Regions from separate parts of the Homo sapiens genome. Here all the other regions are linked to region 3. A link is a contact called in ENCODE Hi-C or POLR2A ChIA-PET data. All regions are on one chromosome and are shown on one strand. Each heading gives the region's core, a stretch centred on a gene start or an enhancer-like site at or near the end of the contact. The rest is flanking DNA. Distances are from core to core; before and after follow the strand shown. Region 1 overlaps LOC105372548 (a long non-coding RNA gene). Region 2 has its middle 110 kb from the start of SNORD17. Region 3 has its middle 5.0 kb from the start of BFSP1.

Region 1 (4,534 bases), core at 1,710-4,209, 340 kb after region 3:
CGGTTGCAGAGGATCTGCTTCCCCCTCAGATGCCTGCAGGGGGAAAGAAGCGGAGGCAGGGGGAAAGAAGCGGAGGCAGGGGGTTGTCCTGGCTCACTCTGAGCCCGCCTGGCCTGGGTAGCAGGAACAGGAACTCCATAGTGGGGACGAGGTTAGAGAGGAGGTGCTAGCCGGCTGCAGCCCCTCACAGGCAGGGCAGCCAGTTACATCTGAATTACAGATAAACCAGAAATACTTGTAGTTTAAGCATGGCCCAAGGACTAGGGCAGTGGCAGTGGGGGTAAAGAAGGGGAGAGGTTTAAGATTGTATTTGAAGGAACTGAAATCAGGATCTTGAAGAGATGATATCTGCGCACCCAGGTTCATTGCGGTGTTACTCACAAATGGCCAAGATCTGGAAACAACCTAAATGTCCGTCAGTGGAAAAATGGATAAAGAAATTGTAGTATACACCTATGAGGGAATATTATTCGACATTTAAAAAGAAGGAAATCCAGGGCCAGGGTGGTTGGTCACACCTGTAATCCCAGCACTTTGGGAGGCCAAGGCAGGAGAATCAATCACTTGAAACCAGAAGTTTGAGACCAGCCTGGGCAACAAAGCAAGATCCTGTCTCTACAAAAAATTTAAAAATTAGCCGGGTATCATGGCGCATGCCTGTAGTTTGAACTGCTCAAGAGGATGAGGCAGGAGGATCACTTGAGCCCAGGAGCTGGAGGCTGCCCTGAGCTATGACAGCACTGTTGCATTCCAGCCTGGGCAACAGAGCGAGACCCGGTATCTAAAAAAGAGAAAGAAAGAAGAAAGGAGGGAAGGAAGGAAGGGAGAGAGGGATCAATCCTGCCATTTGTGACAACATGGATGGACCTGGAGGACATGATGAGATCCTGAAGTAACTCAGACAGAGAAAATCAAATACTGCTCTTTCTCTCTTATACATGGAACGGAAAACAGCCAAACTCATAGAAGCAGAAAGTAGAATGATGATTGCCAGGGACTGGGAAGAGGGGGAAACAGAGTGATGTTGGTCAAAGGGTACAATGTCTCAGTTACGCAGGATGAATACATTCTGGAGATCTACTGTACAACTAGGGCCTGTGATTAACAATACTGTACTGTACACTTACACATTTGCTAACAGAGTAGATCTCATGTTTAGTCCTCTTACCACATAAGGAAATGAAAAAGAAACAGAGGAGACGGAAGGACACTTAGAGTGATGGATAAGTTTATGGCCTTGATGAATGTTTTCGCAGGTGTGTACATATCTCCATCCATCAAGTTGTATACATTAAATATCTACAGGCTGGGCGTGGTGGCTCATGCCTGTAATCCCAGCACTTTGGGAGGCCATGGCGGGTGGATCACTTGAGGTCAGGAGTTTGAGACCACCTGGGCAACATGGTAAAACCCCATCTCTACTAAAAATGCAAAAATTAGCCAGGCATGGTGGCTCATGCCTGTAATCCCAGCTACTCGGGAGGCTGAGGTATGAGAATCATTTGAACCTGGGAGGTGGAGGTTGCAGCAAGCCGAGATCACACCACTGCACTCCAGCCTGGGAGACAGAGCAAAGTTCCGTCTCAAAACAAACAAAAAAAAAACCTACAGCTTTTTGTGTGTCAATCATACCTCCACACTATGGTTTAAAAAAAGCATGTGATTTGGAGATGGATGCTCTGTGGATTGGTAATAAGTTAGATGTAGGAGACAAGGACATGGGAGAAATCAAGAACAACCCCCAGGCTTCAGGCTTGAGCTACCTCTGGGTTCATGGGACCACTTACTGGGGATGGGAGGGCAGGGCAGGATCAGACTAGAGAGGGGAACCAAGGCTTCTGTTTCTGGTGCTGTTAAATTTGGGAGGATTATTTGAGCCTGAAGTGGAGATTATGGTTATCCAAGCCTGGAGATTCCGGAATTAAGGGAAGGTCTGGCTGTGGCGTTACCAGCACCTGGGTGGAATTTAAAGCCATGGTTCTGGATGCAACCTTGTAGGAAGTGAGAGTTCAGAGAGCAGAGACAACTGTCCAGAGCTAGACCTTGAAGACTCCTCAACGCTGAAGGTCACCGAGAGGAGGGACAGCCAAGGAAACTGAGTCGCAGCAGCCGTGGAGGCAGGCGGGTGAGCACAGAGGGCAACAGAGGGGAGGTTTCTCTGAGCAGCGGGGGTGGCCGCGTTGGATGTTACTAGGAGGACTGATAAGATGGGAAGGGGCAGCCAAAGCCAGCCTGCAGTGAATTGAAGGGGGAACATGAGGAGAGGAAGCCGAGGCAGCCAACGTACCCACCACCGTCAGGAAGCCCTGCAGTGCTGGCTGGGGCAGGGGGCAGATTGAGTAGAGGCCACCGGAGGGCCAGTAAGATTGGGCAGGTCTTCATCGGTGACCTTTGGATGGGTTCCCTGCCTGGAAACATAGAGACAAATCCTGACTGCCCTTGAATTGGCAGTGGGACCTCAGGCAAATTGAGTTGAGTGAGAGATAGTATATAAGGGTGTTTTAATGTGTGCTGAGTGATACAGAGTGGGAGGGATGAACACCCCATGGTAGGTACATGCACACAGGGGGACCCCGCTCAGCAACAGCAGGGGACAAGCTACTGAAACCCACAGCAACGAGGACAGATTTCAGAATCGCTACAGGGAGGGAAAGAAGCCAGAATTCAGAAGGGCACCTGCAGTACAAATCATTTCTAAGAAGTTTTAGAACAGGAAACACTCATCTATAATGAAATAAAAACCTGAACAGGGGTTGCCGCAGGGGGCAGTGTGGGGGTGGCCTGACTGGCAAGGGACACGAAGGAACCTTCTGAGGGGACGGGAACATCCTTCCCTTGGGAGGAGTCTGATTTAACAGATGTCTGCATTTGTCACAATCCAGCAAATGGTGCACTTAAGATTGGAACATTTCACTCTATGTAAATTTTACCTAAAATGAACTATAAAGGCATTCCTGAATGCTACTTAATGATATACATGTGGAGACCTTTGGGAGTGAAGTGTACTGAGGTTTGTGGCTCCCCTTGAAAGGTGGAAAACAATAAGATGAAGTAATGGGTAGATGCAGAGCTGTGTGATGAAGAGATACAGTAAAATGCCATCTAGGGGGTACATATGTGGGTGTTCACTGGAAAATGCATTCAACTTTTCTGTGTGTTTGAAAATCTTTATAATAAAATGTTGAGGGGAAATTTAAAAAAAAGGATGTGAAACTACTTTTCTTTTCTTTTTTTTTTTTTTTTTTTGAGACAGAGTTTCGCTCTTTGTTGCCCAGGCTGGAGTGCAGTGGTGTGATCTCGGCTCACTAAAACCTCCGCCTCCTGGGTTCAAGAGATTCTCCTGTCTCAGCTTCCCAAGTAGCTGGGATTACAGGCACCCACCACCACACCCGGCTAATTTTTGTATTTTTAGTAGAGACAGGGTTTCACCATGTTGGCCAGGCTGGTCTTGAACTCCTGACGTCAGGTGATCTGTCCACCTCGGCCTCCCAAAGTGCTGGGTTTACAGGTGTGAGCCGCTGCGCCTGGCCAAGAAGACTTTTCATCCAATGCAAAGATACTTGTTGGGCACCTGCCATTATGTCAGGTGCTGCAAGGCAGGGGACGCAGTGCTGATGGAGATGTCCAAAGCTATGGCACGAGGCATCATCCAAGTGACAGGCAACTGAGCCAGCTCCTCAGAGCAGAGCGCTGTCGTTGTCCCTTCTCAGAGAGGACACCCAGGGCCAGAGGCAAAGGAGGAAAGCACAAGTGGGTCTGCTAGGAACTAATTTAAAGAAGCAAGTCAGCTGGGCTCGGTGGCTCACACCTATACTCCCAGCGCTTTGGGAGGCCAAGGCAGGAGGATCACGAGCCCAGGCATTCAAGGCCAGCCTGAGCAGCATGGCAAGACCCTATCTCTACAAACAAAAATTAAAAAAAAAAAAAAAAAAAAGAACAAGTCTCTGGGGCCTGTGCAAAGGGCAGCAGGGTGACTGGGTCCCCGGAGATTTGGGTTGGGATATTCAACACGTGCCTCGGAGAATGAAAATACAGTCAGGTTTGGGAACAACCACTTCAACCCCAGGGGTTGAAATATGCCCCCATCTAACTGCCCACTGCTCGGGGCTTCTGAACGTTTCAGCCCCTCCGTTATAAACAAGGGAACAGGAAACCCAGGATTGCCCTCCCCACCAAAGGTGTATCTGTAGGAATGTTCACCATAGCCTTGTTTTTTGTTTGTTTGTTTTTTTGAGACAGAGTCTCTCTCTGTCACCCAGGCTGGAGTGCAGTGGCACAATCTCGGCTCACTAAAACCTCTGTCTCTCAGGTTCAAGCGATTCTCCAGCCTCAGCCTCCTGAGTAGCTGGGATTACAGGTGCCTGCCACGACACTTGACTAATTTTTGTATTTTTAGTAGAGATGGGGTTTTGCCATCTTGGCCAGGCTGGTCTCGAACTCCTGACCTCAGGTGATATGCCTGTCTCAGCCTCTCACAGTGCTAGGATTACAGGCATGAGCCACCGCGCCCAGACCCCATGGCCTTGTTTTTAAG
Region 2 (4,481 bases), core at 834-3,333, 320 kb after region 3:
ACAAGGGAAGAGAGGGTATTATTAGGAGCCGAAGTTATGGAGGAGACTTGGCCACTGCTGGAGGCATCACCTGAAACAGAAAGGGCTGGAGAGAGAATATTCCTGGCTTCTCTCTTCTACCAAGCTCAATCTCCTGCCACTGCTTCCCATTGACTGAACTTGTCAGGAAGCCAGGGTGCAGGGGAGCCTGGGAAATGTAGTCCACAGAGGTCAGGGCCGTGCAACACAGCACAGCAGAGAAGGATGAGGGATGGATCTGAGGACAAACAGGAAAGTGACAGTCTCCACCGCCTGAGCTGTGTGATGGGGATGAGAAGGGCCCTGTGCCTACCTGAAGGCAGAAGATTGTCTCAGCTGACAGCTTTGCGTCTTTTCTGATTCCTACAGAAATGGAGAGCATGAGCAGCAAGGGAGAAGTCTTTGTCACCCTATCCCCAACAGGAGGGGACTGTGGGAGAATGATCTTAGGTGGGGAGATGACCTGTGGTCTGGGGAACCAGGATGGCTGGGTTCTTGAGAGGCCCTGCCAGCCAGAGCTGGAGATCAATCCCCGCATTAGCAAGAGCAAACATCCAGCACTGTGGGGAAGTCACTATAGTAGCTGCCATAGATGAAGCATCCACTGGTCCAGGAACTAACCTTCATGCTTTAGGTGGATTATTTCATGTAATCCTTTTTTATTTTATTTATTTATTTATTTATTTGAGATGGAGTCTCGCTGTTTCTCCCAGGCTGGAGTGCAGTGGCGCCATCTTGGCTCACTGCAAGCTCCTCCTCCCACGTTCACACCATTCTCCTGCCTCAGCCTGGCAAGTAGCTGGGACTACAGGCGCCCGCCACCATGCCCGGCTAATTTTTTGTATTTTTAGTAGAGACGGGGTTTCACCATGTTAGCCAGGATGGTCTCGATCTCCTGACCTCGTGATCCACCTGCCTTGGCCTCCCAAAGTGCTGGGATTACAGGTGTGAGCCACCATGCCTGGCCTCATGTAATCCTTTTGATAACCCTTTGAGATAAGCACCAAGGGTGTTCCATAAAACCTAAAAAAAATTATAGCCAAAAAAAAAAGATTGTTCCAGTACACATATAACTGAACAAAAAAGTCCTGAAACTGAAAAATGAAAAATCCCAGAAGGTCTGAGTGTAGTGTGGCTGCTTGAGGCCAAATTAGACCTTCTGGTCAACATGATTTCCTGTAAGTGAATAGATAAAAATAAGCTTCTGTATATGTTCTATGTATTGAATCATACAGTATCACTATATATGTTTTTTCATTCAATATTTCTTACAATCCAGCATTGTAAAAGTTTCACATGACATGACACTTTAGAGGAAGAAATGGAAAATCAGGCTGGATGTGGTGCCTCACACTTGTAATCCCAGCAATTTGGGAGGCCAAGGCCAGAGGATCTGTTGAGCCCAGGAGTTCAAGACCAGCCTGGGCAACATGGTGAAACCCCATTTCTACAAATAATAAAAAAAAATTATCCAAGCATGGTGGTGCATGCCTGTAGTCCCAACTACTCCAGAGGCTGAGGTGGGAGGGTCACTTGAGCCCAGGAAGTTGAGGATGTAATGAGCCGAGATCATGCCACTGCACTCCAGCCTGGGTGACAGAGTGAGACCCTGTTGAAAGAAAGAGAGAAAGAGAGAAAAGAAAGAAAGAAAAGAAAAAGAGAGAAAGAAAGAAAGAAAGAGAGAGAGAGGGAGACAGAGAGGGAGGGAGGGAGGGAGGGAGGGAGGGAGGGAGGGAGGGAGGGAGGGACAGAAAGAAATGGAAGATCAGAGAAGTGGAATAACCTCCTAGGATCACACAGCTTGTGAATGAGAGGCACTGAGTTGCTCAGTGATGGAGTGTCTAATGTTGGGTGTGTATGTACTGACTGTGTCCCAAGGCCAATTATAACTTGGGGAAGGCACCACTACCTCCCTGTCATACAATGGGTACATTGTCTGTCAATGGCACGTGGTTGTACACACCTCCAGGGGTAAACAATCAAAAGTCAGGAGCCTCTCCAGCTCTCCCTCATAAAAATACTGTATCCTCTAGGGAGTGGGGTTCTCTAGTCCAGCCCCATGTGATATGCAGTCCCAGTGGGGCCGGGAGATTTGCCCAAGGTCACACAGCTGGTTAGAGGGGAACCACACACCACCACGTCCTGCAGCTGCAAATCTGTTTCATGGCCTGCTTCCTCTCTTCTTCCCTAGAATGCCTTTTTTTTCTACCACAGAGTTTCTACAGTTCAAACCTGGAGGGCAGGTTGGGTTTTGTTTTGTTTTTCACACACTCCTTCACAGATTACAGGAGAGATTTTACTCTTGAACTGAAAGTAGAAAATTATTGTTAGCTTTAACACACAGCTCTTTCTCTCTTCCCCAACCCAGATACATTAGGATCCTCTTGTCCTATCAAAAAAAAAATAGTAATAATAATAATAATAATAATAATAATAATTCTATGGGGCAGAAAAGAGAAGAATTTGTGAGTTTCCCATTCCTGGCTGGACATTTCCCACAAATGGCAGTTAAGTCTTCATTGACTAATAGGAAAAGAGCAGCTCCAGCCGCATGACTTCACGGCACAGGCAAAGTCAAAGGCAAGGAGAGCTCACCTTAACTCTGGTGTATAGACACAGACTCCATGCCTCTTGTCCAACTCTTCCATCAGGGAGCCAGAACGTCCACATCTTCCAGGTTCCTGTAGGCTGTGTTTAGGGAGAGATGTAAGACTCTACTGGAACTTACGTGCTGGGAGGGCCAATGGTGCTGACACTTGGTCTTCTTGCTCTTGGCTGATGGATAGCAGGGAATATGAAGCTATCTATATCTCACTCAGATAGAGATGGACATTCCAGTCAAAAGCTAAGCTACTTCTGAATGCAAAGATGGTGTATCAGCTTTTGCTGCATAACAAACCACTCCAAAATGTAGTGGTTAAAATAACTATTGTTTATTTAGCTCATGAGTCCTCATATTAGCCATTTGGGTTGTGCTTAGCTGGGCTCATTCCTATGTCTTTGGTCAGCTGCTGGGTTTGCTGGGCCTGTCTGATCTGGGATGGCTCAGCTGAGACAGTATGCCTCTGCTCCACGTGGTCTCTCATCCTCAGCAGCATAGCCTGAGCTTTATGCACAGTAGCCTGGGCTTTATCCATGGTAACCAACAGGCTCCCAAGACAAGAGCAGCAGTACTCAGGGCCTCTTGAGGCCCAGGCTTGGAACTGTCATAAGGTGACTCCCAACATATTCCAATGGCTAAGTCAAGTCAAAAGGCCATCCCTGATTCAAGGACTGGAAATCAGCCCCAGAAGCTACAAAGTCACATTGGAAAGGGGCATAGATTTAGGGAGGGGGAAGGATTGTCACCATGTTTGCAAATGATCTTCCCCTATATCCATTTAAAATTCTTCTAGGAACAAAGTAGGGGTTTCAGGAAAAAAAAAAGTGTTGAATCAAATAATACACCCAAGTAAGAGTTTGTGGCACCAGCCTGTTGCACGCCTACTAAATGCAAGCCTTAAGCCTCTGCAGTGGGTAGACCCTAAGCAGTAGCAAGCTGGAGCCTGCTAGCACTGACTCATGAAAGCCAACTGTTAAATGCTCAGGAATTTTTTGAGCCAGTTGTTAAACCATCATAGCTTGAAACTGACCATGGTGGGAGCGTTTACACCATGGGAATTGGCTAGCACTACAAATCAGGGTGCTTTTTCTCCTGGAGAGCTGGTTTACCCACACACCATCCCCGTTAAGCTGAAGGAAATACTGTCTCTTCCAACTTGAGGAGTAAGACAGATACACAATGGAAGATTATCACATGCCAATCAGGCATGATGACTTCAATACAAGAAATAAACTGAGAGACTGGAGACAGCAGGGAAAGGAACTCATCATTTCTGATGTGTAGAAATTACATAAGGCATCATGGAGGAGGTGGTCTTTTCAGCTGGGCCTTGAAGGAAATACAGAGATAGCCACAGCCAGAGGGAAGGCTGCAGCCTGTGGAACAGCCAGGCACAGAAAGAGGTGCCTTTAGAGAGCAGGCAGCCAGCCTAGTGGAAGGGGCTTAGACTACAGGTGTTTTATTTAGTACCATTTTTGCTTCAAGTGACAGAAAATCCCAAACAACAATGACTTAAGCAAGTTGGTTTAATTCTCTCCCTGTAAGCGATTTTGGGAAATGATTGTGAATGATCAGTGCTCTGCAGGCACAGCGGCTCTGCCTCCGACCAGCCCTCACATCTCCTCTTGTCCCAGACTCTCCCAGAACAGGTGCATGGTCTTCTTGTCCTTCTCTCTCCTTCTTGGGTGCTGCAGGCCATCCGGCAGCCTGGGATCTGACATCCAGCTTCCCCACTCGCAGCTGTGTGAGCTCAGAAAGGTTGCCTAACATTTCTGAATCCTGGTTTCCAACTTGGTAAAATGGAGCAACGTAACTCACAGAGGGTTACAACAATGTGGGGTATAGTGTCTGTGCAGAACTT
Region 3 (4,345 bases), core at 1,628-4,127:
TCAGCTATGGAAGAGTTACTCTAAATACAGTTGAATGGCACTAGTTTGGGGGCAGGGACAGGAAATGGATGTTTTAGAATAAGAAAGATCTGAGGTTAAGTTCTGGTCCCATCACTTCAGTAAGTGATTTAACCTATCTAGTCCCAGTATGGAGACTGGTAAAATGAGAATAATCACTTATGTAAGTAGGGTAACCACACATCCCAGTTTGCCTAAGACACATTTACACCCACTATCTCAGCGTAAATATAGCAAGCACCATCTTTCACTCTCAAGGGTATCTTGGTTTGTCTGAGAAATACACGTCTTTTATCTGGCCTGCATAACCTGAATATGTAGCCTATATCTGACCATAAGGAATCATCCAGATAAATCCCAAAGAAGGAACATCCTATTAATAAAAACAGAAGGGGGATGGTATTCTATAAAAATGTTAATATCATAAAAGACAAAGAGAAGCTATGAAAATGTTCCAGATTAAAGGAGACTGAAGAGACAGGACATCTAAATGCAGTATAGGGCCGAGTGTGGTGGCTCATGCCTGTAATCCTAGCACTTTGGAGGCTGAGGTGGGTGGATCATCTGAGGTCAGGAGTTCGAGACCAGCCTGGCCAACATGGTGAAACCCCATCTCTACTAATAATACAAAAAATTAGCCGGACGTCGTGGCTTGTGCCTGTAGTCCCAGCTACTCGGGAGGCTGAGACATGAGAATTCCTTGAATCCGGAGGGGTAGAGGTTGCAGTGAGCCAATATCACGCCACTGCACTCCAACCTAGGTGACAGAGTGAGACTCCATCTCAAAAATAAAAATAAATAAATAAATGCAATATGGATCCTAGACTGGATCTTGTATTGGAGGAGAAAAACTGCTATAAAGGTTATCACTAGGTTCATTAACAAAATTAGAATATAAATAGTAGATTAGAACATAAAATTGTATCAAGATTAAATTTACTGAAGTTTATGACTATGCTACAGCTATGTAAAATAATATCATTATTCTTAGAAAATACACTCTGAGGGCTCAGGCTGGGCACGGTGGCTCACGCCTGTAATCCCAGCACTTTGGGAGACCAAGGTGGGCGGATCATGAGGTCAGGAGTTCAAGACCATCCTAGCCAACATGGTGAAACCCCATCTGTACTAAAAATACAAAAAAATTAGCAAGGCATGGTGCTACACACCTGTAGTCCCAGCTACTTGGGAGGCTGAGGCAGGAGAATCACTTGAACCCAGGAGGCAGAGGTTGCAGTGAGTCGAGATAATGCCAATGCACTCCAGCCTGGCAACAGAGCGAGACTTCATCTCAAAAAAAGGAAAATATACTCTGAACTATCTAGGAGCAAAGACCCATGATGTATGCAACTTATTCTCAAATGATTCTGAATAAAATGACATGTATAAATATAAACATAAATAAGTATGAGAGATAGTAAGGAAATTAGACAAAATATTAAGAGGTGAATCTGGGTTGTTTGTACTATTCTTGCCATTTTTCCTAGAAAGTTTGAAATTATTTTCCAAAACACCTGCAAAAAGTGTGATCACCTTTGCAGTATAGACATTTAATAAATATTACTTGCTTTATGTTATAGCTATATATATGTATAATGGCTAAGAGAGGGAGAGGTGCAGAGAGGAGAATGGCTTAGCAAACTGCAGTAACAATAGGAGAAAATGGGCTATAACCATTGAACAATTTTACTTATTTATTTTATTTATGTATTTATTTTTTTAAAAAAACAGGGTCTTGCTATGTTACCCACACTGGTCTCGAACTCCCTGCCCTCAAGCAATCCTCCTGCCTCAGCCTCCCAAAGTGCTGGGATCACAGGTAAGAGTTAGCACACCTGGCCCCACCAAACAATTTTAACCTTGTGGAATATACTATGATATAAATAAAAATGCTTATAACAAACTTGAAGGGGAAAAGAAAAGCAAAATACCAGATGCATGGTAATTTTAGCAGTACAAAAATATCAGAAATTAGTGAAATATGCCAGGTTTAATGTTCATCATATCTTTTATTCCATTTAAAGTTGTTTAAGGCTGGGTGAAGTGGCTCATACCTACAATCCCAGCACTTTGGGAGGCCAAGGCGGGTGGACTGCTTGAGCCCGGAAGTTCAAGACCAGCCTGGGCAACATCGTGAAACCCCATGTCGACAAAAAATATAGGCACATGCCTGTAGTCTCAGATACTCAGGAGGCTGAGGTAGGAGGATTGCTGGAGCCTGGGAGGCAGAGACTGCAGTGAGCTGAGATTGCACCACTGCACTCCAGTCTAGGTGATAGAATGAGACCCTGTCTCAAAAAATAAATAAAATAAAGTTATTTAAATGTAAAATACAGTTTCAAAATTTTTTAATTAACATTTTTCTTCACTAACAAATATCTAAAAGCCTGAGTAAAATAGGCTTAGATGTTTTGCCTTTTAGTCAATTTCATACTCTAGCATTTTGAGCCATCCCTTTCAGTTGAGATACATTCTGAGTTTGCTTTGGACATTTTACAGAAACAAAAGGTAATGGAGGTAATCATATATTCCTTAGAGGTGGGTTTCACGTTAGGTCTCTGCTGCCTACTATTGTGTGACCTTGAACAGGTCAATCTGTTTTCTACAATGATGGACTTAAGCTAAAGAATATCTAAGGTTCCTTTCTGCTTATTATGAGCAGAATTGTATTCCTCCAAATCTCACATGTTGAAGTCCTAACTCCCTCAAAATGTGGCTGCCTTCAGAGATGGGGCCTGTAAAGAGGTAATTGAGGCTGTTAGGGTGGACCCGTCTGTGGTGCTTTGTTCTGGAAGCCCTAGCAAACGAATACACTGCTCTAACACTCTGACTCTGCACCTTTTACCATCCGTCCTTTACCCAGAACATGCAAATGTCTGCCACAAGAGGGCCACCCTATACTAAAATTGAATGCCCTGCCACATGGTCCCACCAGGGTGCAGCTTGAAGCCTTTCCACCAAACTGGACCAACTCAAAAGGTAAGTCAGCCATGGAAAGTGACAGCCCAGGAGTAAAAGGGCAGGCAGACCCCTGGCTCCCGGATCCCTACTATCCCTGCTCCCTGTAGCCAGGCCTCTCCATGAGGCCCCAGTCTCTAAAGACGCACCCGTGAAGTATGCTCAGTGCTCCTGGAAGTGATGAGTCTGTAGGAAGGGTCACAGCAGATGGAGAAACACACTCAGAAGCAAGGCTCTCTCTCCAACTAACTGCACACACGCAGTTGACTCTGAAGAGTTGCTGGAAAATGAAGCCTGAGATTCAAACACTATCAAAGAGAGCACTAAGCATCCAACCTGCTTTTCTCAGGGTCTAATTCAGAAACTGAAGCACCAAAAAAAAAAAAAAAAAAAAACAAATTTGTGTGACAGCAAGTGTGTGCCTGGTGCTTTGACTGACAGGCACCGACAAAAGGCAGGATTACCAAATGTAATGCAGGATCCTAAACTGGACCCTAGACTGCAAAAATAAAATCTATAAGGGACATTGTGATGACAATTGATGAAATTTGAATATGGAATGAGGATTGATAAAAATATTGTAACAGAGTTAAAATGTCTAATTTTAAACATTGTATTACGACATGTAAGAAAATGACCTTGGCTGGGTGCTGTGGCTCACCCCTGTAATCCCAGCACTTTGGGAGGTCGAGGCAGGAGGGTTACTTGAGCCCAGGAATCCAAGACCAGCCTGGGCAATATAATGAGACCCTGTCTCTACCCCCAAAAATACAAAAATTGGCCGGGCATGGTGGCACATGTCTGTAGTTCCAGCTACTTGGGAGGCTGAGATGAGAGGATCACTTGAGCCTGGGAGGCAGAGGTTGCCGTGAGCCAAGACTGTGCCACTGCACTCCAGCCTGGGTGACAGAAGGACACTGTGTCTCAAAAGAAAAAAAAAAGAAAGAGAGAAAGGAAAGGAAAGGAAAGGAGGAAGGAAGAAAGGGAAGGGAAGGAAGGAAAGAAAATGACCTCGTTCATAGGAAACTGGTTTGGGGATGAGGCATGATGTCCAACTTACTCTCAATGGTTCAAAAAATAAATAATAGATATGCATTTATGTTGATATAAACATATATAAATAAATACATAAAATAATAAAGCAAATGATTGGTGGATTTAGGTAAGAGGTATAGAAGTTCCTTTTACTCCTCCTGCAACTTTTCCATAAGTTTGAAATTGTAACAAAAGAAAAAGTTACCTCTCAAAATCCCAACACCTCCAGGAAAATTGTGCTGAGAACAGGTGTTTCTTAATGATAGCAAGAAAACGCAAAAATCTTCCTTTGATTCACCAGATGGTATCATGATCTCAGCAACCAGGATTTCAT

The links. A loop is a pair of places that touch in the nucleus more often than their neighbours do. ChIA-PET counts read pairs that join two places held with the same protein, here RNA polymerase II (POLR2A). Pooled maps may share reads with other maps.
Region 1: a pooled map shows a loop between it and region 3 (3-fold over the local background). The contact joins two enhancer-like sites. A Hi-C loop is called at or near these places in 2 of 50 pooled maps. POLR2A ChIA-PET finds 5 or more read pairs at or near these places in 2 of 52 experiments (BJ and activated B cell).
Region 2: a loop to region 3 is called in a map with no recorded cell type, with 4 times the contacts of the local background. The contact joins two enhancer-like sites. A Hi-C loop is called at or near these places in 1 of 37 single-sample maps with no recorded cell type and 6 of 50 pooled maps. POLR2A ChIA-PET finds 5 or more read pairs at or near these places in 2 of 52 experiments (HepG2 and Panc1).

Annotation. Positions count from the first base shown.
Region 1 is chr20:17,876,257-17,880,790 of GRCh38, forward strand. It overlaps LOC105372548 (a long non-coding RNA gene), which reads left to right. Exons shown (of 4, transcript XR_937297.3): 3 at 1,999-2,125. Among named protein-coding and RNA genes, the nearest start is that of SNORD17, 84 kb to the right of the region's middle. RefSeq lists an enhancer at 1-499. Within about 2 kb of position 2,960, at least 4 of the 41 ENCODE cell types and tissues checked have a DNase peak (open chromatin) inside an H3K27ac peak, as active enhancers do.
Region 2 is chr20:17,854,273-17,858,753 of GRCh38, forward strand. No RefSeq gene overlaps it. Among named protein-coding and RNA genes, the nearest start is that of SNORD17, 110 kb to the right of the region's middle. Within about 2 kb of position 2,084, at least 11 of the 41 ENCODE cell types and tissues checked have a DNase peak (open chromatin) inside an H3K27ac peak, as active enhancers do.
Region 3 is chr20:17,534,219-17,538,563 of GRCh38, forward strand. It overlaps a transcript of BFSP1 not described here. Among named protein-coding and RNA genes, the nearest start is that of BFSP1, 5.0 kb to the left of the region's middle. RefSeq lists a silencer at 2,969-3,038. Within about 2 kb of position 2,878, at least 6 of the 41 ENCODE cell types and tissues checked have a DNase peak (open chromatin) inside an H3K27ac peak, as active enhancers do.